4 separate regions of the Homo sapiens genome follow, and all the other regions are linked to region 3. Evidence: chromatin loops called from intact Hi-C (ENCODE). Cell type or tissue: mammary epithelial cell. All regions are shown on one strand. Region 1 holds the start of LINC02053 (long intergenic non-protein coding RNA 2053). Region 2 has its middle 160 kb from the start of LINC02053. Region 3 overlaps TTC14-DT (TTC14 divergent transcript). Region 4 holds the start of PEX5L (peroxisomal biogenesis factor 5 like).

What was found. Hi-C counts contacts between places; a loop is a spot of excess contacts. Peaks named below come from ENCODE experiments on the same cell type or tissue, not always from the same donor. Only the 100,000 strongest peaks of a DNase experiment are listed, where the experiment ranks them.
Region 1: a loop joins it to region 3, with 3 times the contacts of the local background. A loop is called at or near these places in 4 of 110 quality-filtered maps.
Region 2: it touches region 3 in a loop (2.9-fold over the local background); 3 of 110 quality-filtered maps call a loop at or near these places.
Region 4: a loop joins it to region 3, with 10 times the contacts of the local background. A loop is called at or near these places in 7 of 110 quality-filtered maps.

Annotation. Positions count from the first base shown.
Region 1 is chr3:180,412,096-180,420,095 of GRCh38, reverse strand. LINC02053 (long intergenic non-protein coding RNA 2053) reads right to left here and starts at 5,923. Exons shown (of 2, transcript NR_132416.1): 1 at 5,639-5,923. In mammary epithelial cell, no CTCF peak of the experiment used is centred here; a DNase peak (open chromatin) is centred at 3,775; H3K27ac peaks cover 4,981 bases.
Region 2 is chr3:180,248,174-180,256,173 of GRCh38, reverse strand. No RefSeq gene overlaps it. Among named protein-coding and RNA genes, the nearest start is that of LINC02053, 160 kb to the left of the region's middle. In mammary epithelial cell, no CTCF peak of the experiment used is centred here; DNase peaks (open chromatin) are centred at 2,703, 3,263 and 5,783; H3K27ac peaks cover 1,463 bases.
Region 3 is chr3:180,590,948-180,598,947 of GRCh38, reverse strand. The region is part of intron 1 of TTC14-DT (TTC14 divergent transcript); the gene reads left to right. Among named protein-coding and RNA genes, the nearest start is that of TTC14-DT, 7.2 kb to the left of the region's middle. In mammary epithelial cell, a CTCF peak has its summit at 3,799; a DNase peak (open chromatin) is centred at 3,807.
Region 4 is chr3:180,032,064-180,040,063 of GRCh38, reverse strand. PEX5L (peroxisomal biogenesis factor 5 like) reads left to right here and starts at 3,127. Exons shown (of 15, transcript NM_016559.3): 1 at 3,127-3,485. The coding sequence starts at 3,465. RefSeq lists a silencer at 3,012-3,061. In mammary epithelial cell, a CTCF peak has its summit at 3,284; a DNase peak (open chromatin) is centred at 3,123; H3K4me3 peaks cover 1,311 bases.

The DNA of each region.
Region 1 (8,000 bases), 180 kb after region 3:
TCAAGAAGTTTGCTTTCCATTCTTAGTTTACTAAAAGTTTTAAAATATGCTTTCGGTGTTTGATTTCTATCAAATATATATATATGTATTTCAAAAACCTAATATAGGACAACTTAATGTATAACAAATAGAAAATTATATAACAAATATGTAATTTAAGTTGATTTAAGTTGTTACATATTTTACATGATTTAAGTTGTTACATATTTTACATGATTTAAGTTGTTACATAATTTTATTTTTCAGTTGGTTAACATCATAGATTACATGGTACGTTTTGTAATGTTTAATTATCTTTGTATTTCTGGGATAAATCCTGCCTGCCTATTCCTTATGATTCTTTTACTGACTGCATACAATTTGTTAACATTTGGTCTCAAGTTTGCATCTACTTTTATGATATTTGTCTTTCCTTATGTTGACTTTCATCTAGTTTGGTAGCAGAATTATACTAGTCTCAGAAATGAGTTGAGGGTTTAATATCACATCTCTCAGTTCATTATTTTTACCTTTTCTAGTCTTTTGTCAACTGAATGAACTTTCTGAGAACTATTTTTCCCTCTGGTTTAAAAAGTTTTTAATTTCATATTACCTTTTAACTTCAAACAGACATACTTGAATTTATATTTTCTACTAATGTTTAGTTAACAAATATGTATATCCCTTTTCTAAACTACTTAATACTTAATAAAGTATACCAAGCATAGTTTAATTTCTCTCTGCCCACCACCAAATCAACAAGGTATCTGTGTTTGTCTTCAAACATTCTTCCTTCCTCCTATTATGAGGAATAAACTGCCATTACTCCTGTCCAGAGCCCAAACTGCCCACTACTAGAACCTGACAAAGTTCAGGTACTTTATTTCTGCAGTTGTCCTCCTTGCCTCCTACATTATCAGGGTTGATCTTTTTAGATCATTGCTATACTGTTATATCTCTCATCTTAAAAAAAATCCTTCCTTCAGCCCTCACCCTACTTCTGCCTCATTTCTTTGCAGCCTTTTACAAAACACTCCTTGAAAGAGTTGTCCATACTTGCCATCTTATTCTTCTTCTATCCAATCTGGCATTTGTTCCCACATTCTACCAAAATTGCTCTTGTCAGAATCACCAGGGCTCATCACCAGTGATCCGTACATATCCAAATACAAAGATCAGTTTTTTAGTCCTCATTTTGTTTAACCTCTCATCAGTACTTGGCACAATTGGCAGTTGTTCCTTTTTGAAACCCATTATTCACCTGCCTTATGTGATATCACTAACATTTTGTTTTATTTCTATCTATGGACTGCTTTTTTAAAAGATTCTTTTGCTGAATTCCTTTTATCCTCCCAACTCCTAAATATTAGAGTACCTCAGCTTTGTCCTATGGCCTCTTCTCTATCCACAGTCATTGCTTAAGAGATGCCATAAAAGTCCCATAGTGTTGTTATCTATGTTCTGACAATATCCAAATGTATCTCCAACCCAGATCTACCCCTTTATCTCAGACTCACAATTCTAGTTGCTTACCTTCCAGTTGCTTACCCATCTAATTGGAGACATATATATATATATGAAATTGGATGTCTAATGAGCATCTCAAGCTTAACATAGCCAAAGGTAGAAGTGTAGTACTATACTTTTAGAGATGATAATACTGACATCAATAGACATTTCTTAACTTGGTAAAAATCCTTATCAGGGAGCCATTATTTAAATCTACTTCCTTCTAACTGAAAGACTTTTATCTTTTCATTAAACTATGTTTGGTGTACTTTAATAAGTGTTAAGTAGTTTAGAAAAAGGATATACATATTTGTTGACTCTAAGCATTATATTCCATTATAACCCCATGGATTGTAAATTTTATAACTAAATATATCCATGTTGAATTTGTGGGATATCATGGTTCTACAGGAGGTAGGGGAGGCAGTGGTGAGGAATGACCTCTCCTACCTCTTATGACCAGAGATAAAGAGGTGTGTGCATACAGTTTGCATGTACTTACATTCTGCCTTGTGTGGGGTGCTGTCCCTTCCAAAACTCTTGTTGAAATTTAATTGCCATTATACCAGCATTAAGAGGTGGGCTCTTTAGGAAACAATAAGCCATGAGGGTTTTGCCTGCTTGGGTGGGTTTAATGCCATTACAAAAGGGGCAAGCTTGACCTCCTATTGCTTCTTTGCCTTTCTGCCTTCCACTACGTGGGAATGAAGCTTTTCTCTCCTTCAGAGGACACAGCAATTAAGGCACCATCTTGAAATCAGAATTGCCAAACCTGTCTGTACCTTAATATTGGACTTCACAGCTTCCAGAACTGTGAGCCTACAGATTACCATTTATAAATTACCCAGTCTGTGGTATTCTGTTAATATATCTTTTCCAATAACATGGACATGTCAGTCACCTCTCATGTACATATATATATACACACACACACACACACACACGTATACACGTGTGTACATATATATGCTTGTGTGTGTGTGCAGTTTTGGGGTTTCCTCCAAAATTTGAATGTGTATATAGTGTTCAGATTTTTTCACACAGGAGACTTTCATTTGAGCATATTGTTTCACTAGTTAAGGGCATCTACTTATCCTCAGTAAAGTACTTACTACTACTAACTGCCTGTATTGCAGCAATAGGCCCAGCTCCCTTTGAATGTTAAAGGGTTGAGAAACACCCATTAGCCAAGAGGGAGACAAAAGATCTCAGGGTTGATGAAATACTCCTATTCCATAAAGACAGGCTAAACTCAGCAGAACCATTTTAGCAACTATGCATTTAAATGAAAACCACATCTCTACTACACTGACTTTGATATAGTTTATTCTTTTTATTTGAGTCAGTAATGTTCTACAGAGTCATCACAAACAATTGAATTAGCAAATAGTGAACTGTTGCTCATAGGGAAAATGTAAGGTTAAGTTCCTATGAGCCTCTGATCGTAATATTTTTGCCAACTGGAATGCCATTTGCATTATATAGATTTGTTTGCCAGAGTCCTTGTAAAGCAAGCCAGTCTAATCAGCATTGAAAAACTGCTTTTCTACATAACCCTCTACTTGTATCACATTTAGCAGTTATTTTAAAAATTCTTCTGCACCTTCCTGATCTGCGGAACCCGCCTTGTCTGCAAGCTTAGCCTTTTTTGACTTTGTATTGCCTTTTAAAACATGTGAGCCAGCCAACCTAGCTAAGAAGGGTTAAACACTTTCCTGACTCTGGGTAATATGATCATAAATTTCTTTGGCTTTCAGACTCACAACAGTGTTGTCCACTTTGTTTTTTAAAAATAGGTTGTCATCTCATGAATCCACAAATTTAATTACTTTTCCTCTTTTTCATAATTTCATCATTCACTGTAGATATTACTTTAACACTTCCAGAGTGGTTTCATAAACAGATCAGCAAATTTTCTATTTCTTTTTGTAGGTGTCCTGTGTTGCTGATTCATTATCACTGAATTCATGGCCAACAGTCCTATAACTTATGCCTGAATGAAGCTTATCTGACACATCTATTTTCTCCATAAGGCACATCACAGCCTTCTTTCTCTTAGAAACATTAGACAGCAATCTAACACTATGCTTGGGGACTATTGTAAATAGCAAAGTCACCAGCAAAAATCACAACAATGTGAAAAGTGTGGCACTAAATAAACCACAGAAAGGACACTTGTTTACAGTATGAGAGCTGAAACAGGGAAACAGAGGGTTTCTTTGTTCTGCTTCAGCTGGGCATATGAATGTCAGTGGACTCCAATGTTTTGCTATTCTCTGCATGTCCGTGAATAACCATGAACACATCTTTGAGTATTGGTTTGGTGGTTACAAATAAATTTTAACAGGTTGGTGAATCTGTAACCATGGAATCTGTGAATAATGAGTGCAAGTCATGGCAAGGAAGTAATCTATATTCTTTTCACGCCAATGTGATTACTGAATAGACCCCTTTACCATAGACTCCAATTGTTCTTTGTATATAAAATGTTCTTAGAGGATTGTTATGCAAGGTAGCAAAGGTCAAGTTTTCATCACTTGGTACACATTAAGGAAAAGGCTTTATTAAAAAACTTAGGATGTGGGAACCAGTATGAAGGGGAGTACAGACCCCTGTCCTCTCATCATCTTACAGAAAAGCAATCTGGGGCAAAGGGCCATATGTAGGAGGGTTATATTCAAGAGACGAGGCCCCTGAAAGCAATCTTATGAGTTGGGAGTGGGGTCATAGAGGGACAAACTATTTGGGTGCCAAACAGTCTGAGTATAGATGGCAGCTATTTTCAGATTTCTGTGAAATTCAGCTGCCCAGCATCTGGAGAACTTGAAGCCTGTGGGAAGTTTCACACCCTTCTGCTTGGGGAAAAGAGTCACAAGTCTGAGGATCTGAGTTCAGGTGTAGCCTTTCCCACTGAGAGAATGCAGGAATCTGAGATCCAGACAATGCAGAGTGAGCTTCCATAGTTGATTTAAGTCATATTTTCTCATTGCACCATTATGGTAATTGAATTGTTTGTGTTAATTTGATTTCCAGATTGGAAGAAGTTCAATATTTATTTTTAAATGTAATTTTAAAACTATATTGTCCATCTTGTCTTAATTTTTTTTTTCTGGAGACCAGGTTAAATTGATCTCTGGAAACCTGACCAGAGAATATTGATATGTACTAGTCTATATTTGAAACTGCTATAAAGTACAGCATTATCTGTGTTATCTATGTGTGTTACATGTTGGTTATATAAATCACATAACTTCCTTTAAAAATTATACAAATTATTCTACCCTTTCCAAAAAGTACTTCTCTATTCAACTTGGACAATGAGCTAAAGAAATCCTCAATTAAAAAGCAACCTAACCTATCTAATTTTATCTAAGTTTCTACCACTTTTACTTTCTTTAGCCTTAAATTTAAAGGTTTAAATTTTTAATAGTTTAAAATTTTCAAAGAAATAACCTTTTTTTACTTGTAAATCTCTTTAAAATTATTTTATTAGAGATGGTGAGAAGATTGACCAGGACCCATTCTCAGCCAGAGCCACAGATTCTATACACTCCAAAGGAAGATTCCAAAATATTCCCTAAATGATTTTTCCCAAAAACTTCAGCTTTGAAGGACATTTATAAGATAATCATTGTTAAACACAGAGTGTCATGCAATGATTTTCTTGTATTACCCATTTTTATTACTCTTTAATCTGGTTAACTTTCTAAAAACAAACTTAAGCCAAACACACAAAAATAAGGATTTAAAATATAAGTCAATTTATAACAACAGATCAATTACAATGGTCCATAAAAATGAAAAAATATATAACTTAAACAATTCTTATAAGCATAGCCCAAATTCTAATCTCTCTTGTTTGTTTTGCAAAGAGGTTTCAGAAACATTTAGTTATTGTTTTACAAATGGAAATGCTATGTTTCCATTTAGGAGGAATGAAATCCTGAATATTAATTTGAATCCAGTTGACTTTCATTCTTCTATAAACTCACAGAATCTCAAAGTCTAGAGTTTGTTATCTGTAAGGACAGAGATTTAAGCCACACACATTAAAAATTTTTTTAAAAAGTTTAAAATTTTGTCTTCTAACTAGCACTGCACTTACAATTTCAAAACTTTTCTTCTTTAAAACACTTTATTTGCAACTAACCTTTTTTAAAGGTGTTCCTTTGGAGAGGATCAATAAAAGCACAGCATTTCTCCACTCTCACCTCTTAAAACCTTTGGCTTCCTACCAGTTTCCCTTGTTGCTCAGTCTTTTTATTGTTGACAATTCTCAGAGGTTTCTGTTATGTTCCTCTGAAGGCATGTCCCTTGTCAAAGAGGCAGGCTACTTTCTGAGGTGTCTTTTATTTTTCTTTAGCTGCCCCTTCATTTTTGATATCCTTCATTAGGGCAGCCCATTGATCCAGGTGCAAGGCCTGGGTAATCTGCTAGACATTCTGATAATCATCTTGACTCATGCTGGGGTCACAATGGTACCCACAGAAGCAGCCATGACATAGGGACAGCATAGCTATTTGCCAGTTGTCATAGCTAATATACTACTATTTACAGCCGCTCTCCTTGGGGACTAGGAAGAGAAAGGGAAAACTCTTTCCTTCTTTTGTCATTGAAAATGGCATGACATGGCATGGCATGGCTACCATTTCTGGCTTCTCTGTCATTTCCAGTACCAAAATGGCCTGAGCAGAGTTTACTATGATGATCTGCTAGTTCTCTGCAAGTTTTCTTCTCTCCCTTGGTCTTTTTAGACTCTTATCACTTTGACCACACCTTGCTTGTAGACTCTTTTTGGTCGTGGACCTTGGGCATCTTTATCTTTTTCCACACTTCTGAAGATAACTCCAGTTCTATTCATTCATGAGGATATCCCCAGATTTTTTTAGGGCTGTGAAAGTTTCTCTCTATTTTGGATCTGTCTCTGTAATAAAGCAAATGTTTACTGGTTTAAATGTTGCATCTCCTTCCAACACCCCATCATGGGCATTAGTCTATCCCTGCATTTTTTTATGCCAGGCACTATTCTAGTTTCTCTGCATTTCCCTTAGTGCAGGTCAAGTTGTGTTGCTAGTGTCTCTGCAGAAACAACCTTGCACCTTGCCTATGTGCCAATTTTTTGACCTCTTGAGAAATTTAAGTGGTGGGTTCCAGTCCCCAACCCAACTTAGGTCACAAGGGGAATGGACTTCCACCATTTCCAGTTGTGGTAAGAAAAGAAATTATGTAAAATGCTTAAGCAACACTCTGGTTTAAGTATTATTTTTCCTGGCAGTGGGACTAATGAGTAGAGTAGGTGAGATATCATGGTGCTGAATAAATACCTGGTAATTAGTAAATACCTGACTTAGTATTCTCATCAACAAATGTACATGGAGAAATAACAGATATGCAATGTTCCCCAAAAATATCTTGAATATGCAGACCAAAGTGTGCCCTTTTATTATATATAATCTAATATTCATCCTTCAGGATCTCATTGTTTTTGGTACAAACCTCTTCAAATCTCTCCAGACCTTTGTTAAAAGGTGAAGATAACTAGATCACATATAGCTCCAACTCTGATTACCAATTCATTTGCAAGTGGTTTTTCCCATTATGATGCCCATGACATGGTGAAGGAGTCTATTACCAAGGAGACTGACTGTGGACCTTGAGAATTTCAGCCCTGTCTGTAACATGAGGTCCGATAGTGTTCTCAGGGCACGTCAGGATACCTCCTGGCAATATGTTTATAAATAGTCTTCAGCTTCTCCTTTGTTTTTTTTGTTTTTTTTTTTTGAGATGGAGTCTCGCTCTGTCACCAAGGCTGGAGTGCAGTGGTGCAATCTTGGCTCACTGCAACCTCTGCTTCCCGGGTTCAACGATTCTCCTGCCTCAGCTTCCTGAGTAGCTGGGATTACAGGCATCCACCACCATGCCCAGCTGATTTTTTTATTTTTAGTAGAGATGGAGTTTCACCATGTTGGCCAGGCTGGTCTCGAACTCCTGACCTCATGTGATCCACCCACCTTGACCTCCCAAATTGCTAGGATTACAGGCATGAGCCACGTCACCCAGCCTCAGCTTCTCCCTTTAAAATCTTTTTTTGATGTGTTTCTCTAAGATGTTCCTGATATATACATGTTCCTTTGAATTCACTGACTTTCCACATTGCATCTCTTCTAATTCTGAAACTTTTTATTCTTCCATGCCATGGATTTCCCCTAATTCTCCTGATCAGTATTGTCCATTTAATATAATCAATGTGGTAAGTACTTTGGTAGAAGTGTGACACAATAGCTATATGGAATTGGAAAGAGGAATTATTGATTCCATAAAGGAAGAGAGGGATCCTGAAGGATTTCCTAGATGACCTCACATTTGAAAAACATTTGAAAAATGCATGCAATGGAAGACTAAGGAGAACACTATGAGAACAGCATGCACAAGTTGTTGGGGGAAACGAGGAGTACTACAGTGTAACTGAAGTAGGGACAGGTTGGAGGAGAGATGTCAGGGCAGATAGCTAA
Region 2 (8,000 bases), 340 kb after region 3:
CTTCTTTAGCCACTCCAGCTGGTGTCTCAATAGGTCATGTGCCCCACCCCCATTCAGTCTGCTGGTTCTGGGCCAAATTTAGGACTAGAACTGTCCTAAAAGTTGCAGTCCTTGTGCCCTACACTGTCTTTGTGCAGCCATCAGAGTTGTCTTATTTTTGTGTGCCTTATTTTGTCATGGTTGTTGTTTTCTAAGCATTCAGCCTATGATAAATTAATTCATTGATGTATTATAAGCCTATCTGTGTTTTACATCTAGTGCTATAGTTTGATCCTCCAAAATTCATGTTGAAACCTAATCCCCATGGTAACAGTATTAAGAGGTGGGGGCCTTTGGGAGGTAAAGAAGCTAAAGTCATCAAATTGGAGCTCCCATGATGGGACTGGTAGCTTTATAAGGAGAATAGAGATCTGAACTAGCACACTTGGCCTGTGTCTCGCCATGTGATGCCTCCCACTATGTAATAACATAATGACACAGCATAAGTCGCTCACCAGAAGCTGGGTAGATGCCAGTGCCATACCTATGGACTTCCTAGCCCCCAAAACTATAAGAAATAAATTTCTTTTCTTTGTAAATTTCTTCTCTTTGTAAATTGTCCAGTCTCAGGTATTAAATATTCTGTTATAGCCACAGAAAATTCCTTTATTACAGCTCATTCTTTTAACAATGGAATAAAGGATTTTTACTAAACGAACTTTGGCTTTTGAGGGATTTTTTAAAGGTTAAGAAAAACTCTTTGAATGTTTTTAATACCATTTTGATGATTACTGCCACTTTCATACAATTTTATTTTGGTAAATAAGTCACCTGACTTTGGCTTCCCAGGGACCTGGGAATTATGCCTAATTCTTGTTTTGTGTTAAGGTCACGAAATCAGTAACCCCAAACTAGCAAAATATTATTAAATCAGATATAAAATGAGGGTTTTAAAGAGTGTATGTTAGTGAGTGGCACCTGATTTCCTCTTAGAGGGCCAAATGTTTTTGGTAAGAAACAAAGAAATGTTTATGATGTAGATGAGGACAAGTGATAATACTTTGGAAGGAAATATATAGAAATATCAGCTAAATTGTTTAAGTAGAGAAAGTTTTCACTAACTGGTGGTTTTCAATGAGGAGGAGAAAATGAGAGAAGGATTAGTCAGGAAGAAGTGCCCAAATAATATGACAGAAGGCTGAAGACTGAAAAGAAGGAATCAGTGAATAATTTTCTGGTAGCAAGGCTATTGAAGAAATTTTTTTAAAAGAGATCATCTAACATTAACTTTTAAGACATTTTCTATGTAATTTGTGCTGTAAGTGTCCTCTTCAAATGCTTAAAATTGCAAAGGAATCATCTACGCAAATGATTGACATTGTTTTGGAGAAATCAAGGAAAAGTCTTTGCCCCTGGTTTGTGTGAGGCAGAACAAAAATAGAAGTCATTCGAAATGAAATAAAAGTAAGACTGAAAGTTCAGTGATAGCAAAAAATTAGAACTATTGGTGTCCGTGAAAACATCAATTTAATAGTTATCTCTCAGAAGGTAGGATGGTGTTGATAGGGAGTAGATTTTTTACTTGCTGAAAAGACAAGAGGGTTGAGTTCTTTTATGTTAATTTTTAAAACTGTTAATTTGGCTGAGATTTGGGGTATACTTATATATGATAAATACTAAACCTATACAATTATCATTTGAAATTTTTATAGAAGATGGACTATCAATGCAAATATATTTTATTTGTTATCTGATTATGTCACATTTCCTATCTCCTCCATCTGTGTCAGTTAGAAGAATGTAATTGTATTCATTTTCAAGATTCAGAAAATGAGACATGAAGGTTAATGACCTTCTGAAAGTCAGTCTGTAACTTAGAAGTGGGATGGAGCAAGATCTAGAACCCATGACTCAAGTTCAGTTAATGATCTGGAAACACTGTAGTGAGAATCGTTAATACCTCGCTCTTCACTAGTTGTGTAACAGTGAGCCTGTATCTCACTATTGTCACGCCACAGTTTTTTTTTTCTGTGAAAAAGTGAATAACAATTTGGGTGGGTTAAATGATATAATATATGCAAAGTTTCAAGCTCAGTGCCTAGAACCCAGTAAACACTCCATTAATACTAGAATTATTTATTTACTTGTTCTTTAAATTATTGTTTGGGGAATAAAGATTAATATTAGTAAAACGTTGTCACATTCCTTTCCATTTTTATCATTCCAAAGCATTGTCCATTTATATTTGAGAAGGATTTCTGCAACAGAGTTTTAAAGCGTTCTGGCTTTTCAGCCCACAGCAGTTTTAATCTCATGGAAATTACAAATTTACACTAATTGTATAAGATCTAAGGAAAAATCTCAAGTGACCCAGGGGCCATTGGTCTCTCCAATTCTCCTTATCATTCTGGGACTTATTTGGCCTGGGCTTGGACATAATCTCCCATAGACACCTCACAAACTGAGAAATCAATAAAAGAATCCATAGCAGCTCATGGTACAAGAGGCGAAGTCACAGAACCTAAATATTAAATTATGCTGCCACCCCACTTTATTCAAAAAAATTCCGAATTTTTTTTTATTATCAAGATTTAAGTGTCAGGGTTTAGGACTTACCCTGTTTTCTTGAATGTGGCTTATTTACCATAGATTAGAGATGATGAAAGGGATCTTTCATCATGGTTGAAGGCAACTGCTTCCTACAATTGAGAAAATTGAATTCCAGGGATATTACTGACTTTCTTAATCTCTACACTGAGTCATGAGCTTCTATGTAATGAAGTAAGAGTAGAAGACTAATAAGGTCACTCTAAATGACAGATAATTTTGTTACAACTTTATTGAGGTATAACTGGCATAAATAAATGGCATATATCTACAGGTTATATTATGATAAGTTTTTACATATGTGTATACTCATGAAAACATTACCACAATCAAAATTATTCACATATTTATCACCCCTAAATGTTTTTCATTTACATTTGTAATCTTCCTTTCCTCTCCTTGCTCCCTGTCACCCCAATCCCTGTCATTCCAAGGCAACCACTTACCTGCCTTCTATTACTATTGTTTAATTTGCATTTTCTAAATTTTTTATGACTAAAAGTACATAGTATCTCTATTTCGTATGGCTTCTTTCACTTCAAAAAACATATTTTGAGACATAGCCTTGTTTTTACATGTATCAACATTTTTGCCTTTTTATTGCTAAGAAGTACTTCATTCTGTGGCTACACCACAACTTGTTTATTCATTTACCTGGTAGACAGGTGGTGTTAGTGGACATTTGGATTCTTTCCAACTTGGGGCTATTAAAAATAAAGCGGTTATGAGCATGGTGTAAAGTATTTCAGTGTACAGTTGCTTTTGTTTTCCTTGGGTAAATACCTAGGAGTGGGTGAAATGGTTGAGTTGTACGGTAATATGTGTTGAATTTTTAAGAAACTACCAATATCCAAAGTAGTTATACCATTTTATATTTCTACCAGCAGTTTATGAAAGTTCCAGTTGCTTCACATTTGCATTACAGTTTTAATTTATGTCTTACTAGTGAGAAATGATATTGAGCATATTTAGTGTGTTTGTTGGCCATCTATATACATCTTTGATGAAGTGTCTGTTAAAATCTTTTGCCCATTTATTGTTGTGTTATTTATATTCTTATTACTGACTTGTAAGAATTCTTTATATATTCTGAATAGAAGTTATTTGTCAGAAACCTTTCTTGCTTTATCACACTGGGAAGGATATCTAGTACACTGCTAAATAGAAGTGGTGAGACCAGACATTCTTACCTTGTTGCTGACCTTAGGAGTATATCTTTCACCACCAACGTGATGTCATTTAGTAGGTTGTAGAAATTCTCTTATATTTATTTTGTGAAGGACTTTTTTTACTAGGACATAATTCCTTTGGTACCATAGGAAGCAGCTCATCTGTGATATTTACCTTTCCCCTCTTCTACTTATGTACATAGAACCCTTATGTATGAAAATAGAAGATGGAGTTTTGGAGTCAAGCTCTACCGGCCATACTGAAATCAAATTTTTTCTTCTAAGGGAAATGACAAATACTGGCATATGTGCCTGTATTCTCCTACTTATGGCAGAAATTAATAGTTGATCACGGCATTCTTTTCCAGGGAACCTAAATGCAGACACAGAAACCAGGTCATCACAGGGTCCAGGCAGCCTCTACAGTTGGCATCTGTGAGGAATATTTTCTGTCTCTGAACTGCAATATTTCCACATGAAACAACAAGAAAAAAATATTCAATTTTGTGAGAGATACAGATGTAGGTATAATATCATTTGGTATCTGGATATGGTCAGGAAGCAGCTGTAGAGAATCATCTTACAGCTTTAAGGGACTTTTCATAACTATTCCTCCAAATAACCTTGTGGAGAGAGTGGGGATTTGGGGAAACCGGATCATTTACAACCCTGTAGAACCATTGGATGGTCCAGAAGAAAGTCTCCTTTGAAATCATCTAACTCAGGAGTTTTCAGACTTTAAATTTTCTTAGCTTCAGAATATTTTCTTTTAAAAAATATTACCAAAAAATTTCAATATATAAGTGCAATGTTTGTGTCTCTGCTAAATTCATAGGCTGCAATCCTCACAACCACAGTGATAATATTAGAAGGTGGAGACTTTGGGAAGTAATTAGTTCATGAAGGTAGAGCCCTAGTGAATGAGATTGATGCCTTTATAGAAGGGCCCCCAGAAAGCTCTCAGTCTCTTTCTGCCATGTGAAGATACGATAAGAAGTCAGCAGTCTGCAGTCTGGAAGGGGGCCCTCCCCAGAACCAACCATATTGGCACACCGATCTTGGACTTCCAGACTCCAGAACTGTGAGAAATAAACTTTGGTTGTTAATAAGCCACCAGGACCATGGTACTTTATCATAGCAGCTCAAACTAAGACAGTAGGAAGGTAAAAGTAGAACAGTTGTAATCTCCCCATAGCCCACTCCTTCATGCCTTGAAAGCTCCTGAGCTATCTCATTGAAAAATGCTAAGGCTTCATTAAGCAGTGTTTCAAAACCACACACTTGTCCAACTTTCACTTAATGAATGTTGAAATATAAGGAGTAATGTAAAGTGCCTAAGGGACTTGAAGACAGATTATTTGATCATAGTCTGATATTTTCTTCTATACCATATGCATGCACAGAAAACATATACATTATATACTTGTGAGTCATTAATGATAAGAAGAATAATAACTACATAGCCACATAATATTTTACAAAACACAGTGTCACTAATGATATCACTTGGCATCCATAACACCTTCATTTCCAAAGTGGGAACTGAGGCTCAAAGAGAAGTAATTCACCCAAGGCCACAGAGCTGATATGTTGTTAGGTTGGGACTCAAGCGCAACTCTATTCTTAGGTGAATGTATAAATATAGACACCTACTATGTACCCACAAAATTTAAAAATAAAAAATAAAACAATAAAATAAAAAATCTCTCCAGGTGGTACTAGTGTGCAGCTAACATTGTGAAACACTGGCCTACAGAATAGAATCCTAGCTCCTTCATATAGCACACAAATCCTCTGTGATAGCTTCAGGTCCAGCTCTCCAATCTTACCCTCTGCTGCTTGGCAACCCGACACTTTGCACTCCAGGATCGTAATAGTAGGAGGTTATTGAACCTAATACATTTTCCACTCCTTTTCACATTGTATTCCTTCTCTCTTTTCATATATCTAATGAACTCCTAGTCATCCTTCAAGACCCTGCTCAAGTAGTGACTCTTAGGTGAAGATTTCCCTGACCTCTTTAAACAGAGTTTATGGCTCATTCCTCTGGTTCCACTTTACCATGTACACTATTCTATTATTGTGTTTACAATAGTGACTCACTTAATTATCTCCCTTAGTGAACTTGGCAGAGCAATGTCTTGCTCATATTTTTTGCATGATGGGGGTGGAGTTTTTCTGTCTACCACCACCTGTCATTATCTGCCTTTTTGACTCAGTACCAATTTTCCTGATTTTGTGGGATCATTATTTCTTTCATATATGAAGGAATCAGGAACCTTGCTTAAGAGCATCCTCCCCTGCGTATTATCTGTAACAGAATTGCAGGGACTGGCCACAAAAGCAAGTTAAGTCAGCAGTCTACAGATTGACACAGCCTGAGTTTCTGGTAGTTGATCAATTAAACCACATGTATTTATTATGTGTCTGTTTTATGCTTGGCATCTCAGTATTAAAACACCAGGTAATCTCTACCTAAAGTTACTCACTCTCTAGTTTTCCACCTTGACTCATATAAAGGACCTGAAGCATATCCAGCATATTTGCAACTTAACTGAGAAGTAGAGAGCTGATAATCTGTACCCTAAAAATCTTAAAATATGAAGAATAAGCAATAAGCCATTGTATGGTTTGTTTATAGGGGTCTTTTTAAACTCCTGGTGGATGTTTACAATTCCTCCATTACAGTTTCAGCTGGTTAGTATAAGATTTTGAACCCTGTTAAAACGCAATAACCTTGGAAAGGAAAACATTAAGTTGTTGCTAGCTAATTTTACCTCCCTGTTAAAGAAATGCCTAGGAGTAGATTTTTAGGAAGACAAAGGATAAGAGCAAGAAGGAGTGTAGAAAAGAGGCATTAGCAAGTAGGTAAAAAATTAAAGAATGAAATACTAGGAAAATGAATGATTCCACAAGGCTTAGGTCAAATATTGTGGTACATTGTGTGGATGAGCAAAATTAAGGTAAATTTTTATGTAAGAATAGAAAATATTAAAATCTGGCTATTTCTAATAATTTTCAAAAATTTATGTACTAACATAAAAATTAATTATGTACTGGAATGAGCAAATCAAAAGGTTATTGATGATAAAGCCACTATGTCAGAGATAACCAAAATATCCAATAATAGGGATAGTTTAATAAAATAAATTATTTTATTATTTGTAAGCACTGAACTTTTATACAACTATTATAAATAATGATCTAGAACAGTATATAATTTCTTAAGATGTTATAGATTAGGAAAGATATGCATGATATATGAAGCAAAAAAATCAGATTATAAATAATATATATGATCCTAGATTTTTGGGAAAAATATATGTACATACACATGTATACATAGAAAGAAAGATCTAACCACACTGTTAGCAGTGCTTAGTTTTGTAGGAGTCTGGGGTGGAAAAACTACAAATATTATAAGGAAGTAAAGAACTTTATGCTTATCTATGTCCTTTAATTTTGTTTTAAACTACAATTTAAAAACTATTATAAACTTCAAAGGAAGTCTAGGAAAGTTATAAAATTATAGTGCATTCTGTCATATTACATGGATTATTAATTATAGAGAATGTGAGGGAAATACTGAGTGTTTGACTAAGAGCCCCAGTGAGGGTTCTGCTAAGAGAAGTGCCAAAGTTGGCTGAAGGATCACTATTTGCAAGATCCTGCTTATATGACAAGAGCAATCAAACAAACCCAAAGCATCCACATAATTCAAAAAATATTTAAAGTCAAATAAGATTTGCAAGGTAGACAAACTTTTACATTCATAGAAATAAACACCTGTTACAAGGATGAAAATTCAGGAACACAGGACCACTGAAGATACAAGCAAGAAATGGTACCAAATGCCAAAACAGATAATATACAAATGTGGGAAAAATTGTATATGTAAGTGAAATTACATGTGCCCTACATGTTTCTACTTCTAAGTCTGGGAAAATTATCTATCCTAGGCACACTGTTAATAGAAACCATAAAAACTAACTGTAAATTTAAAACAAAAAAAAGTGCTAGCTGGGCACAGTGGCTCACGCCTGTAATCCCAGCACTTTGAGAGGCCGAGGTGGGCGGATCAACTGAGGTCAGGAGTTTGAGACCAGTCTGGCCAACATGGTGAAACCCAGTCTCTACTAAAAATACAAAAAATTAGCCAGGCGTGGTGGCACACACCCGTAATCCCAACTAATCGGGAGGCTGAGGCAGGAGAATCGCTTGAACCTGGGAGGCAGAGGTTGCAGT
Region 3 (8,000 bases):
AGTTTCCACAAATAACTTCTGCAGCTAGTGACATAATCTGCAAAAGATAAAGTCTTTTTTTTACATCTCGGAAACGTTTATAACCAATTGTTAAGAATCTACAAATAATCCATGACTTTATGAGAAATATTTATAGATAGATTGTTTCTGGTTCTTGATCCTGATGCCAACAGTTTCAACAAGGCCTCACCTTTAGCTGGGGTTAAGGTTGGAGTGTGTGTGTCAGGGATGGTGGGTACCAAATAAGGTCCTAGAAATCTATTATGATACTTCTAACTTTAATTTTTCAGTATCTTTTAAAGGCTCTCTTCTTTTTAGAAAAAATGGACTTTATTTTTTAGAGCAATTCTGGGTTAAAAGCAAAAGTGAGGAGAAAGTAAAAAGTTTCCCATGTATCCCCTGCCCCCACATATGCATAGCCTCCCTCATTATCAATATCCCCCACCTGAGTGGTACATTTGTTAAATTGATGAACCTACACTGACACCTCTCTATCATCCAACGTCCATAGTTTATCTTAGGTTTCATTCTTGGTGTCATATATTCTGTGGGCTTGGACAAATGTGTAATGACATATTCACCATTATAGTGTATTACAAAGTAGTTTCACCACCCTAAAAATCCTCTGTGCTCTGTCTATTCTTTTTCTCCTTGGAACCCCTGACAACCACTGATTTTTTTACTGTGTCCGTATTTTTGCCTTTTCCAGAATGTTATGTATCTGAGATCATATAGTATATAGCATTTTCAGACTGGCTTCTTAGTAATATGCATTTTGGTTTCCTCCATGTCTTTTCATGGCTTGATAGCTTGTTTATCTTTAGTGCTGAATAGTATTCAATTTGCTGGATTTATAAAACAATTTATCCATTATCCTATTGAAGGATATACTGGTTTCTTCCAAGTTTTGGCAATTATGAACAAAGCTGCTATAAACATACATGTGCATATTGTTGGTGGACATAAGTTTTCAACTCTTTTGCATAGGAGTGCAAATGCTGGGTTGTGTGGTAAGAGTATGTTTAGTTTTGTGAAAAAGCACCAAACTGTCTTTCAAAGTGGCTGTACCATTTTACATTCCCATCAGCAATTAATGAGAGTTCCTGTTGCTCCACATCATCACTGGTGTTTGATGTCAGGGTGCTGAAATTTGGCCATTCTAATAGATGTGCAGTGGTATCTCATTGTTATTTCCATTTGCATTCTCTTGATGATATATGATGTGGAGCATCTTTTTATATGCTTATTTGCCATCTGTATATCTTCTTTGGTGTGGTGTCTGTTAAGGTCTTTGGCCCATTTTTTAATTTATATATTTATTAAAATATTTTAATATATTTGCAAATATTTTGTCTTGGCCTGTGGATTATATTCTCCCAGTGGTATCTTTTGCAGAGTAGAAATTTTTAATTTTAATGAAATCCAGCTTATCAGTTTTTTTTTTCTTTTATGGATTATGACTTTGGTATTGTATCTAAAAAGTCATCACCAAACCCAAAGTCATCTAGATTTTCTTCTATGTTATTTTCTAAGAGTTTTATAGTTTTGCATTTTACATGTAGATCTATAATCCATTTTGAGTTAATTTTGTGAAGGATGTAAGACCTGTGTATAGATTCATTTTTTTGCATATGGATGTCCAGTTGTTCCAGCACTACTGGCTGAAAAGAGTATCTTTTTTCTCCATTGTAGTGCCTTTTTACTTTTGTTAAAGATCAGTTGACGGTACTTATGTATTATGTTGGTCTATTTCTGGGCTCTTTATTCTGTTCCATTGATCTACTTGTCTATTCTTTTGCCAATACCATACTGTCTTAATTACTATAGCTTTATAGTAAGTCTTGAAGTCAGGTAGTTCCAGTTCTCCAACTTCGTTCTTCTCCAATTACTGTCTTTATTTTCCTGAAAATAGTCCCTTTTTGTTGCTTAAGCCAGATGGAGGAAATCTGTAGTTTGGAACCAAAGGTTTTGACTAATACACTAAGAAGCCACCAACTAGTAGCCTCTGCTTTTTCTACTCTGCCATTTTAAAAACGAAGAAACAAATATGGAGAGGTTAATACATGCTTTTGTTTTTCAAAAACTAACTTTAGAATACATGTCGTCTAACTGTGTATCTAGTACTCTTTCTACCATTACCATGCCATTTAGAGGGTCAGTGAAACCATGCTCTTTAAGGATGTAGCTTTAAAATATATGTATGGAATTTATTTTATTAAAAAAAATTATGACATAGGTCAGGTATCCCTTATCTGAACTGGTTGGGACCAGAGTGTTTTGAATTTGAGATTTTAGAATAATTGCATATATATAATGAGATACCTTGGGGACTCAAGTCTAAACAAAAAATTCATTTATGTTTTGTATGCACCTTATACCCACAACTTGAAGGTAATTTTATTTTACCCTTGGGACGCTGAGTAAACATGGTGCCACGTTCCTACATTTTGACTGGGTTCTACCACATGAGGTCAGGTGTGAAATTTTCCATTTGTGGCTTCATGTGAGTGCTCAAAAAGTTTCCAACTTTGGAGAATTTTGGATTTTGGATTTTTGGAGTAGGGATGCTCAACCTGTAGTTAATTTTATGTGTCATCTTCACTGGATCAGGGGATGTCCAGATAGTTGGTTAAAGACTATTTTTGGGTGTGTCTGTGAGAGTGTTTCCAGATGACATTAGCATTTGAATTGGTGGGCTCAGTAAAGTAGATTGCCATCCGCAATGTAGTTGGTCATCATCAAATCCACTGAGGGGCCAGGATCTGTGGCTCATGCCTGTAATCCTAGCACTTCGGGAGGGCCGGGAGGGCGGATTGCTTGAGCCCAGGAGTTTGAGACCAGCACTGGCAACATGGCAAAACCCTGTCTCCACCAAAAATACAAAAATTAGCCAGGTGTGGTGTCACATGCCTGTAGTTCCAGCTACCCAGGAGGCTGAGGTGGGAGGATCGTCTGAGCCTGGGAGGTTGAGGCTGCAGTGAGCCTTTCCCAGCCTGGGCGACAGAGTGAGACCCTGTCTCAAAAAATATATATATATCAATTCAGGGCCTGAATAGAATAAAAGGCAAAAGTAGGGAAAATGTGCCCCTTTTTGGCCCCACTGTTTGAGCTGGGACATCTCATTTCATCTTCTTTTGCCCTCAGAGTAGGATTTATATCATTGGCTCTCCTTGGCCTTTGGACTCAGACTACATTATGCCAGCAGCCTTCCTGGGTCTCCAGCTTGCAGATGGCTGATCCCAAGACTTCTCAGCCTCCATAATCCTCTATAACTGTATGAGCTAAGTCTTCATCGTGTGTGTGTGTGTGTGTGTATGTATGTATGTATGTATGTGTATGTGTATCTCCTGTTATCTGTTTCTCTGGTGAACTCTGACTAATACAAATGTCCGTTATTATGTTATTATCTAAAGATCGCCTTGAACTCTTTTTTTTCCCATAATGGGGCCCCTTGATTTCATTCCTAAGCACATGGTGTAAAAGGTTTAGATTACAAATTTGCTACCATATAAGGTAGCCATCTGTGTTTAACACTCTATTCAAAGCTGTCCTGAAGTGACTCAAGGAAGAGTGAGGAATACTAAATGGAAAATATGGCAAACTCAGCCAAATGTCTATCCCTGTTGTTAGAGGAATAATTCAAACTGCAAGCCCTTCTGATAAGAGTTGGCACATCTTCATTCATTCCCATGGTTTTTGTTTGAAAAGATTCTCCCAGCTTCTATTTCTTTTTCATATCACAGACCAACACCTTTCTTCAAGAAAAAAAACATTGTCAGTCTAATCCACTTGAGGGTGCTGTAAGATCATCATGGTATCCAGTTTTATGTCCTTCACCAGAAAACCTGCTAACTAAACAAGGATTTAGGGATGGGGAACTGTGACCCTATTATATACAGTCATTTTGGGATAATTTTATGTCTAACACTGTCTCCACCTTTTAGTGACTGATAAATGTTTTGAGGATATTATTTTAATTTAAATCAGTTCATATCTCATTAGAATTGATTAACTTAGTAATCTTGAGTTATTTTTTTCTAAGAAGAAAGATTACTGATTTCAGTTTCAATTCAGCATGGTTCTAAACAGACCCAGAGGTGAATATTGCACAACTCCAGGACAAGAGGCCAGAGTAGTGATACACTATAATCCATCTTCAGGGTATGTGGTATTCCTGGAGATGTGCAACTTTTGATCAGTTGTAGTGACCATCTGCAGTGCTAGTCTCAGCTAGCATTTCTTTCATGTTTGTCTTTGTTTACAAAAAGGATGAGGAAATAGAATGAAGATATTTCAGATTAAATCTATCATGATTGTTAGAAAAAAAGTCAAAAGATGTGTGTAATACTGATATGGAATAGGTTAAGGTGTTTGTCATCAGGTTCTTGGTCATGACTGCTCATAAAGACACACACACATACACACACACACACCTCTTAGATTCTCAGATTCTTGTTTTGCAGCAATTTCTCAGAATGCTATATGGGAGAACATGTCAGGATTATCATCAAAAGAATTGAAAGTTTAATGCTCAATAAATAGTATTTGTCAGTACATTCTGGATTGCTTCGATTTTTTAAATGCAATTTAGACATTCCTTTAAAATGAAAGCAATTGGTCATCTTCTAATTTTTAAACACATTCTTTTTTGTTTTATTGACAGCAGCACTAAAGGAGAATTTTGGGGAGTAGAAATATATTAGTGGCTTAGTATATTGCCCTTCTTAATGGAATTCATTGGAAGATCCAGTATGTCAGGGAAATGATTTAACCTTGATCTGGACCACATTAGACATAGCCTTTGATTATCTGTAGACATAATGGTCAAGTTGCCAAATGCATTAATTTATTCATTTAATAAATATTTGAGGCTTAGGCTGTATTTTAGGTGTTAGGAATATAATAGTGAAAAAAATACACCAACCTCCCTGCCTCTATGGAGTTTATATTCTGGAGGGAGACATATGATGAGTAACAAATATAATAAATAAGTAAATGATATAGTGCATGTATTAGAAGGTGATAGATCCTATACAGAAAGAAGTAAGTCAGGGTAAGGGGCATTGGAAGTACAGGGGGGTGGGTGTGGTAGTTTTTTTAATTATTTATTTATTTATTTATTTATTTATTTATTTAATTTTTTTTTTTGAGACGGAGTCTTTCTCCAGGCTGGAGTGCAGTGGGTCAATCTCGGCTCACTGCAAGCTCCGCCTCCTGGGTTCGCGCCATTCTCCTGCCTCAGCCTCCCAAGTAGCTAGGACTACAGGCACCCCGCCACCATGCCCAGCTAATTTTTTGTATTTTTAGTAGAGACGGGTTTCACCGTGTTAGCCAGGATGGTCTCAATCTCTTGATCTCATGATCCGCCCTCCTTGGCCTCCCAAAGTGCTGGGATTACAGGCGTGAGCCGCCGCGCCTGGCCTGGGTGTGGTAGTTTTAAATAGTTACAGCAGATCTCATTAAGAGGGTGACATTTGAGCAAAGATTTGAAGTAGATGAGGAGTTAGTCATTCAACCTGTTTGAGGGAAAAGAGTTCCAGGCAGAGGGAACAACCAATGCAAGGGTCCTGAGACAGGAAGGTATTTGATGTATTTGAGAAATAGCAAGGAAGGCGGTGTGGCAGGAACAGAGTGAGCATGGAGGATGGACGTATGGGGCTTTGTAGGCCATTGCAAGAACTTGGCTTTTACTGTTAGTGGTTGGGAGTAGCTTCAGGGTTTTAAGGAGGAGGGCACATTATGACTTTCATTATAAAAGTATCACTTTGGCTGTTATCTAGGTAGGAATTGATTAAATACCTATTGCTCACAATAAAAGGGAGAAAGTTTTGTAGGATGTCTTCTTATTTCTTAGCAAACATAATTTCATTTTAAAATTTACCTATCATTGCATAGAATAAGAATATGAAGTTTCAATAGCTGCAAGAAGATTAAGAGTGTAGGGCCGGGCGCTGTGGCTCACGCCTGTAATCCCAGCACTTTGGGAGGCCGAAGCAGGCGGATCACCTGAGGTCAGGAGTTTGAGACCAGACTGACCAACATGAAGAAACCCCATCTCTACTAAAAATATAAAATTAGCCAGGCGTGGTGGCGCATGTCTGTAATCCCAGCCACTTGGGAGGCTGAGGCAGGAGAATCGCTTGAACCCAGGAGGCAGAGATTGCGATGAGTTGAGATCGCGCCGTTGCACTCCAGCCTGGGCAACCAGAGCGAGACTCTGTCTCAAAAAAAAAAAAAAAAAAAAAAAAAAAAAAGAATGTGCGCAATTATGAAATAGGGAGTTATCATAGTGGAAAGAGCTTAGCCCAGAAGTCCCAGCTGTATTTTGAGTAAATAATCTAATCTTCCATGCCTCTCTTGCCACCTTTAAAACTAAGGGATTGGATGAGATGAACTTTGAGATCTAACCCTTAACATTCATTGTTCTATGATGAACAGTTCAGGTGCTAAAACTGCATGTCTCTCTTTAAGTCAGTGTGCTTCTTTTTCTATGAAATCTGTATGAAGTTATTTTCCTATTGTATTGCAGTACTGGTAAGTGTGGCTTCCTACTGTGGCTGGTCTCTTTAAATGAATGAGATTCTTTACAGTTCCTTTAGTTGTAGTTAGAAAAGGGACCAGCCACAGAAGTCACAGGGGGAGATTGGCTGATCACTGTTTGGAAGTCTCAGTGTGGCAGTTCCATCAGGTAGATTGAGTTCTGGACACTGATCCTTAGTTTTTCAAGTGCAGAAATTCAAGTAAGGCTCGACATACTGATACACACTAACCAAATTAAACACTGATTTAGAAATCAAGTTGACAATGTATTAAGGGTGAACTGTAAGCTTGACATACTGATACACACTAACCAAATTAAACACTGATTTAGAAATCACGTTGACAATGTATTAAGGGTGAACTGTAAGCTCGACATACTGATACACACTAACCAACTTAAACACTGATTTAGAAATCACGTTGACAGTGTATTAAGGGTGAAGTGTAAGCTCGACATACTGATACACACCAACCAAATTAAACACTGATTTAGAAATCACGTTGACAATGTATTAAGGGTGAACTGTAAGCTCGACATACTGATACACACTAACCAAATTAAACACTGATTTAGAAATCACGTTGACAATGTATTAAGGGTGAACTGTAAGCTCGACATACTGATACACACTAACCAAATTAAACACTGATTTAGAAATCACGCTGACAATGTATTAAGGGTGAACTGTAAGCTCGACATACTGATACACACTAACCAAATTAAACACTGATTTAGAAATCACGTTGACAATGTATTAAGGATGAACTGTAAATGTTATGTGAATCAGAAACTCGTAGAAGTATCAATATATTCTCCGGTGGAAAGCCAACTTCAGTCAGAAGCTTGTTTGTGAGCCCAAAATAAGAACAAAAACAGCCTGTTGGGTATTTTTTAATGACTAATTTCATCAAACTATGTAATCTTATGCATTCATTTCCTCTGCATGTGTATTTCTTCTAAGACATAAAAAACTCTGCTTACCTGTCATCCTTTTCTTTCTCCCTTTAATCTCTCTTTCTTTATACACACACACACACACACACACACACACACACACACATACACACGTATATAATATATAAAATATACATGTATGCATATGTAAATATGTAACTGAATAATAGCAAATATATTGAGAATATGACTGCTGCTATGTGTGTATATGTTTGAAAACTGCTTTCAATTTTGTTTTAACTTTCTTAAGATGGAAGCCCAATATATAAAATAGACAGGAAGATACTGAGAACTCAACCAAGTAATATATTTTCCTTTTTGTTTCCAGCCCCCTCTCCCTCATACACAGCAAATGATGGCTGGAGAGGTTACCTTTAAGTCAGCAATCCCTAACCTTTTTGGCACCAGGGACCGATTTTATGGAAGACAATTTTTCCATGGACTGGGGCAGTGGGGATGGTTTTGGGATGATTCAAGTGCATTACATTTATTGTGCTCTTTTTTC
Region 4 (8,000 bases), 560 kb after region 3:
AAATAGATTCTACTGCTACCTCTCAATTATTTAATTGTATTACAGTGATTAAAATTGCAGTGGTACTAAGCACATTTCTTGCTGTAAGAAAGCTGAATGTGCTATGATTTTATGCCAAGTCCACTGACCACTCAAAATACAGTGAGATTATTTTATAAATGGAGTGCAATATGCATTCTTCTTCTCTAGTGGTACTGAGGTTGCTCATGTGTTATCACTGCAAAAGGCAAGAGCTAGCTTTGCCACATATTTACATGAATAAATAAACCTTCTAGGCCACAGTGCTGGTCAAATTTTATGGTGCATACAAGCACCTGGGGATCTTGTTGAAACGCATATTCTAATTCAGTAGGTCAGAAATGGCACCCAAGAGTCTGCATTTCTTACAAGCTCCCAGGACATGCTGATGTTGCTGGTCCACACACCACGTTTTGAGTAACAAGGGTCTTCAAATTTAATTACAAAATAAATCTTTTGTAAAATATTTTTCTGGACCTAGCTTATTAGACATGCATTGTTTCTGAGGAAAATAAAGATAATTCAAATCTCATTCCTAGTCTAAGAAATAGTCTAGGAAAGTGAAAGTTAAGCTTAACCAATCAGAAACCACAAACTAACCTCTAACTATGGACTTTCCATTAGAATGATCCAAATAAATCCAGTATTCCTCTTTAACCAAATAATTTCTTTGCTCTGCTTCCACATTTACCCTATAAAATCTTTCCCTTTAACGACTTCCGACAGAGTCCCCAACTGCTTTCGGTCTGCTGCTGCCTGATGCATGAATGGCTATTTGCTCAAAAAACCCTTTAAAATTTTAATGTGCCTTAGTTTATCTTCTAACAGAAGGAATAAGTGTGAAGAGGAATTCTTCACAAAGGAAAGCTTTCACTCCTGAGATTTTGAGAATGTAGGCAGTAACGAAATCAGTGACTCAGGTTTAAGAAGAGAATATATTGAGTTCTAGCTTCAACACTAGGCAGTTGCCATTCTGATCCAAATGCTTTTATGGTTGTTGGCTCCTTGAACCTGCCGTTAGATAATAACAAGCATATAATGGATTGGAAAACTTTGACCCTATTGTTACTTCACAGATTTCTAGTACTTTTAAATCAAAGCACTATACTTTTCCCAGTTTTTATATAACATGATAGTATTATATGATAATTAGTACCATTTTAAAATCTGCAGTACTTGAGGTCTCAGAAAATCAGTCCTCATCTTTTCTGAACTGGGAAAAAAAAGTCTGTTTGCATATTCATATATCATGGTTGGTAATTTACAACTTCCTTTGCATACATTCAGTCCTCAGCAGCTCTGTGCAGCACACTAGGTAGATATTTGTCTTATTTCAAAATTGAGGAAATAGAGAGTTGGTACACTTGCCCAAGAGAGCATTGAGGTAGTGAGATGGAACTAGCACCTCTTGTTGCTGACTCCAAGTCCTGTGCTTTGTCCTATAAAGAACAATAAAATAAGAACTGGATGACATTTTACAGTTTACAGTGCTTATGAACATATCTCTATTTTCAGGGTAAAAAAAATAAGTTTTTTATACAGAGTTTAGACATGAAAAAACTGATGTCCAAAGTAGTAAAAGGAAATTGTCCAAGGGTAACTACTAGTGGAATCTAATAGGAATCCATGTCTCCTGCTTACAGGTCTTAGTCCTTTTGTGTTTGTTTGGTTGGTTGTTTTAGGACCTCAGATGCATTGAATTGGTTCATTTCACATCCTTTTGTTCATTTCACATTCTCCTCATTAGTCCATACATGGTTCTATTTTATTTAGTTACACAGTAATTTTTAATAGGATATTAGGTGTCCTATGAATCACTACCCGGCATAGAAGATAAGACATTAACATCTAAACTTCAAGTGAAATGCTTCCCCATCTATTTCCCTGCCTCCCTTCACCCAGGGTCACCAACACTCTGAACACTATATTCATTGTTCCACTGCTTTCCTTTTTATATTGTTGTATATGAATATATGAATACACATTGACATTTCTAGGGATTTTTTAAACTTTATAAAAAGCATATTATGCTATATGCAATATTTTGGGGATATCATGCTGTACATAATATGAGGGGCCTGTAGAATTGGAGATGTTTTTACCAACAAAATTAGGTAATCACAGTATACACCACCCCGTGGTGTGTGTGTATATATGAACATTTATTGTGTAGACACATCAAACTACCCAGTCTCAACTTGAGACATATTTAAATGCACTCTTCATATATGTGTGTATGTGTGTGTAAGTGTATAGTAGTAAAGGTCTATTCATTCAGCAAATATTTATTGTGTGCCTGCCATGTGTCAGGAAGTACTAAATACCTTACTGTGCACACACGTGCAAAACCAAGTGCAACACTCCACCCCCCTAAAAAAAAGTCCCTGATCTCATGGAAATAACATTGTACAGAGGGAGAGACAGACAGTACATAAAATAAATATGGAAAATATAAAGGATGTTAGGTGATGTTACGTGCTAGGGAAAAAAATAAAACATGCCAGATCCTCAGGGACTAGGGTTTGCCGTTTTAAATAGAATGCTCGGCGATGAACTGGGGATGAGGGGAGCGGGGAGTCTTTATTTAACGGGTGATACGGACGTAACTTTCGAGAGCTGAATCAGAACCGAAGTAAACTCTTCGGCAACCCCTGCACTCAGCCTATAATGTCTGTAGGATAACAGGCTCAGCCGCGGTGGATGGCCCCCGGAGAGACGATGCATGTCTTCCCGCCTTTCTTCCGGCCGGCCATCCTCTCCGCTAGAATCGCCCTGCCCGCCGACGCCGCACCTGAACGCCGCGCTGCTGCGGGCGTTGTACACCAGCGCGACCACCGCCTGCCGGCACCTCGCCTTGCCGCCGCGCGCGCGCAGCCCCGAGGACGCGCTCGGGGAGCGCGCACCGCCCGGGGCCGCCCTCGGGCCGCTCCCAGGCCCCTGGGAACGCGCGCGCGTGCCCGGTCCCGCGGCCTCTCGGCAGGCACGCGGCTGGGAGAACGGCGCGCGCCCCGCTCGGCAGCTGCGGCGGCGGCTGGTGTAGGCGCTCACGTCAGGGCTGGGAGGAGGGGGTTCGCAGCTCAGAGAGAGAGAGACATGAGGCAACCTGGCAGGAAGCGAGAAAGAGTTCGGCGAAGAAGGAGTGAGTTCTAGAGACGCCCCGCGAGCAGGACCCGCGCCTGCAGGAGAGCCTGGCCGACCCGGCTCCTCGCCTTCTCTGCGCGCTCTCCCGCGTCCGCTTTCAGCACCCCGAGCGGAGAACAGTTCCCGGCAGCCCGCAGCGCTGCCGAGTGGCCGCCGGCCGGCCGAGTACCCGGAGCTCCAGGGGGCTCAGGAGCACCCTCTGAGAACCCGCTGTGCACCCACCTTTTCCCCTCTTTTGGTGGGCAAGTAAGCACGGGGGAAAAGCATCCGGTGGCCTCAGGGAGCCCTGAAGAAACCGAAGCAGAATGTACCAGGGACACATGCAGGTAAGACATTTCTATAGGGCTGGAGAGAATTCTTGGGGGCTAATTTAAGAGCAAGGCGGTTCACCAAGTTTCTGTGGTCAAGTGCTGCCTTCGCACAGCTCAACAAGTGAAGTGATGCAACATGACCGTGACATTTCTGTCCGGTGCTGCCGGGAAAACTAGACCGGTTTCCGAAGGTGGGAGAAGGGGAGGGAAGACCTCAGAACTTCGATTGGGGAAGTTTGTTTTCTGTGCATTCCCTGAGCCTGTTTCTTTAAACAGGATCAAGGAATCGAAACAGAGGAAACCCTAGAGATGACCGTGTTTCCGTTGTAATCCTATTGATGCATCTCAGCATGTATGTCAACTGAAGGGCAAACAATAATAGGAAAGACAAAGCTTTTCCTTTACCATCTGAAAAGGTTGCTTGACTTAGAACACTCTGTCACTTTCGTTTCATTTTTTAAAGTGTTATATTTAAAAAACGATTTATAGTGTATTTTCCCCCTTCACATTATGGGACATTGCCATCTACTCCAATAGTCACAGGATGACTTGGGAGGATGAATTTCAAACACATGTCCAAGGAGCTCTAATGTTTTTCAGGGGAGGTGCTGCCTCCGGTTGTTATTAATATTCATCTGAGCTGAGCCGCTGCTTCTTTCCGATGCAAACACACTCTACTCTCTTGGGCAAGATTACTTTAACCTTGACTCCAGTTCTCATTCATACGGTTGGTTGGTTCTTATAAAGGCAGATATATGCTTTGGGAGAAAAATAAAATACTAACTCAGCTTTCTAAAGTATGAACTGGACTCTTTATCGCACCTAAATGGTTTAGTCATCAGGTTTGATGTTTGGGCTTCCTTTCCATTCCAAAGATGGTCAAATACAATCATTATGTGTGATGCCTTTATCCTGGTGTATAACATTTATGAATACTGAGGATTTTGCTTCTGTGTCTTTTAGAGCAATTGGAAATAGATAAATATGTTGTTATATTTATGACTTAGTACTACCCAGATTTAATTTCCATAACTTAGGGAAATTCTTTTGGACTATAATCCATTTTTAAATAAAACACAATATTTCATCATAGTCTCAATTTTTATAAGAATTCTCAATATACAGTGCCAGAATTCCAAAAGATTTCCCGTATGACTAACATCATCCTGTTTTGAAAATTATTAATGTGATTATATCACATTTGATAGACAAAAAGTAGTGAATGAAGTATATTTTTAAATATTATATATGATCAATGTGATCTGCATGTTTCTTATAAAAGCTACACCAATTGAAAAGTTAAGTAACATAGAAGAATTCAAATAATGACTGCTGAAAAAATTAACAAAGAATTATTACTATAGTTTTATGCTTCATCTTCACCCAAGAATGATACTTACAATTTTATATATTATCTGTTTTTTAAACAGTTTCTTCACAAGGGTAAAACAGGAAGATTTTAATAGAGTCAACCCTCAAAAAATTGTTCATTTACACAAAATTGACAATTGACCACTAAGGGGAAATTAACAAAAACTTTGCACAGTATTGTTTTGTTGCTTAAAAAATATGTTACTGTGAATGAAGAATCGAAGCAACAATATGGTAAATTCATGCACCCAAAAACAATTTTAACTCAATTTTCTCAATATCTCAAAGGAGAATGTTATTGAAACTTGAGTTGCCTGGAACAATGTCTGAGGGTTTAATTTCACTTTGAAAGAATAAACAAAATATAAGACTCTGCATATTCTCCCAACTTAATGTCTTTTGCTTGTGCACTGCTGTAACAGCAAATATGATGACTTGCAGTAAAACTCACAAATCTTTGCTGCCAAGCTTAAATTAAAACATTACTAAATAAAGACTGTAATCAATACATCCACCAAAATTTCAGAGCATAATACTTTTTTCCTACTTACTATTAACCATTAATGTTAAGCATAAAACTTCCGAGGCCTTAGTAGGTACGTTTAGTAGTTATTCAATAGTATGATGATCTGAATGGGCATCTGCTCCCCCCAACAAAAAAATACCTATGACAGATTGATTCATAATATACTTGTTGGCTTACATTTTAAACTCATATCTCTTCCCCCAAAGAATATTATTTAGCCTATGGACAAAATAACGTTTCCTTATCAGAGATACTATCATCTTCCTGTGTGTACCTGACTCTAATCACAGATAAGAAGAAACACATTCCAAACACTCCAAAATGTGTATGATTAAAATCTGAATCCATATTTGGTAAAGTGGACCAGGGATAAGCAGATTTACTAACATTTCTGCCAGCTTTGGAGTTAATTTGAAACATAATGTTACTTGACTGATACCTTAAAACAAGAGTGAAACAGAAATGTTTGCAATCTTTTGCTATGCATTCTAATTCTTCTCTTTTCTGTATCCAAGAGACTTTAAAATAAAGTGCTTTGTAAATTAGCAGTTTGAAGTAGGGGCAGGTGTTCTCAGGAAGACTTAAAAATAGTCTAATTTAAAACTCCTGTGGTGCCTTTGTTTTTGCAACTTAATGATTTTGCAGATAAAGTCTATTAATTCTCATACATATGGCTAATTCATCTGGTTTATGGTAGAATCTGAATTCATTTTAGAAACCGCAGACTTTTAAAAACACACATTTGGTTTGCTCTGCTAGTTCATTAGAAAATAAAAGTTGGCATCTATTACAGATAGAGCATAGAGTAACAGATATTTCTTGGTTTCATAGTAAAAGCCGCAGGTATATTTCTTAGGAGCAGGGTCCTGGAGCTATGTTTTTATCCAGCTGCCTTACCAATTATTTCCAAGGGGAGTTAGTCACCCCAGTAAATGAAGCAAAGGTTGCTTCTTTTGTGACTGTTTTAGATTTACTTATTTTTTTCTTTTGACCAAGGGCACTGATGATGATTGAATATACTTTAGCATCGGTTCTGACAAAACTCTGTTGCTCATTGAGGGCCTATGGTCTTAATTCCACCAATACCTCTGTATGTTCAGGGCTGAGGTGATTATTTGCCTATGTGCATTTGAGTTAACATTTCCAGTTAGAGGAAATTATTACATGTCTCTCAATGTTTTCTTAACCTAGCTGTTTTATTTCTGGGGTGGTATAAATACAGAGAAATATAATTTCAATTTTCTACTAAGATTTTTTGAATTGTTATTGAAGAATCCACAGCAATGGGTTTTTTAATAAAAGAAAGTTATTTCAGAAGGCAATCAAACAAAAAATCTATTTGTAATTGTAACTGATCTTTATTTTAGGCATTCAAAGCAGACTTTTTGACTTATTCAAGCTGTCTGGGGAATCATTCCACACCCTCTAGCTTCACAAGACATAAACTAAGGAAAATTTAAATGACAAAAATTGTAAGATTATTAACAGCCCAAAAAGTAGCCATTTGTTTTCCCCCAGGGGAGTTTTGCATTTGTTTTTCTATATGACTTTACTTAAGATTTTTCTTAAAATCTCTACAAAGGGGAATAGCTTAGGTAATTTAAGTTATGTTAGTACATTAGATCTCGCCCCTGGTGATTTATTTAGGTTCACTAGAAACAAAATACATAAGAAACCAATTGAAGGTAAGACTGTAGAACGTTGTTTTCAATACCCTAAACAGTAGGTTATCATAATTGAGGCCCTCAGCAAAACTGTAAAGCAGATGATATTTATCATGGGTACTTCCACCTCTCTAACAGATCCACTTTTTTCCCTCCTGGTACCACCTTTTTTAATTCTTGAGACAGGGTCTTTCTCTGTCCCCCAGGCTAGAGTGCAGTGGCCCAATCTCGGCTCACTGCTTGCTATGCCTCCCTGGCTCAAGCAATTCTCCCACCTCAGTCTCCCAAGTAGCTGGGACTACAGGTGCATGCCACCATGCCCAGATAATTTTTGTATTTTTTGTAGAGACAGGGTTTCACCATGTTGTCCAGGCTGGTCTTGAACTCCTGAGTTGAAGCGATCCACGCGCCTTTGCCTCCCACAGTGCTAGGATTACAGGCATGAACCGCAGCTCCCGGCTCACCCTTTTCCATCCTGTGTTCTTTCTTTCTTAACCCTTTGCTAAGGCATTAACTGCTAGCAAAGATATGACTAATAGCAATAAACCACCTGCACGCACACACATACACACATTTTCAGAGGCGAGTCTTTGAGATTAGTTTAGAGTTGGAACGGGGGTGGCATTTTCAGGAGAGTGAGCAGTGCTGGGGTTTGTTGTGTTGTTTTGGTCAGTGGTTGCTGCTGCCTTCCTCTCCCCCTTTGTTATCTCAGTTCAAGTGGCACCTGGTCTTCTTCCTCAAATGTCATCTTATAGGTAATGATGAGCATAAGTATGATGAAATATTAACTAGAACTCTGTTGAAGCAAATTCATGTACATTTAAGCTGTTGATCAAAATTATGACACAAGCTCCAGCAAGATTCTGAAGTGTCTTCCTGTATATTCACATGCAAATCATGTTTGGTATGGATGTAGTGTTGAGCTTTTAACACTTGAAAGTTATAATAGTTGTGGTATGCATTAGCAGA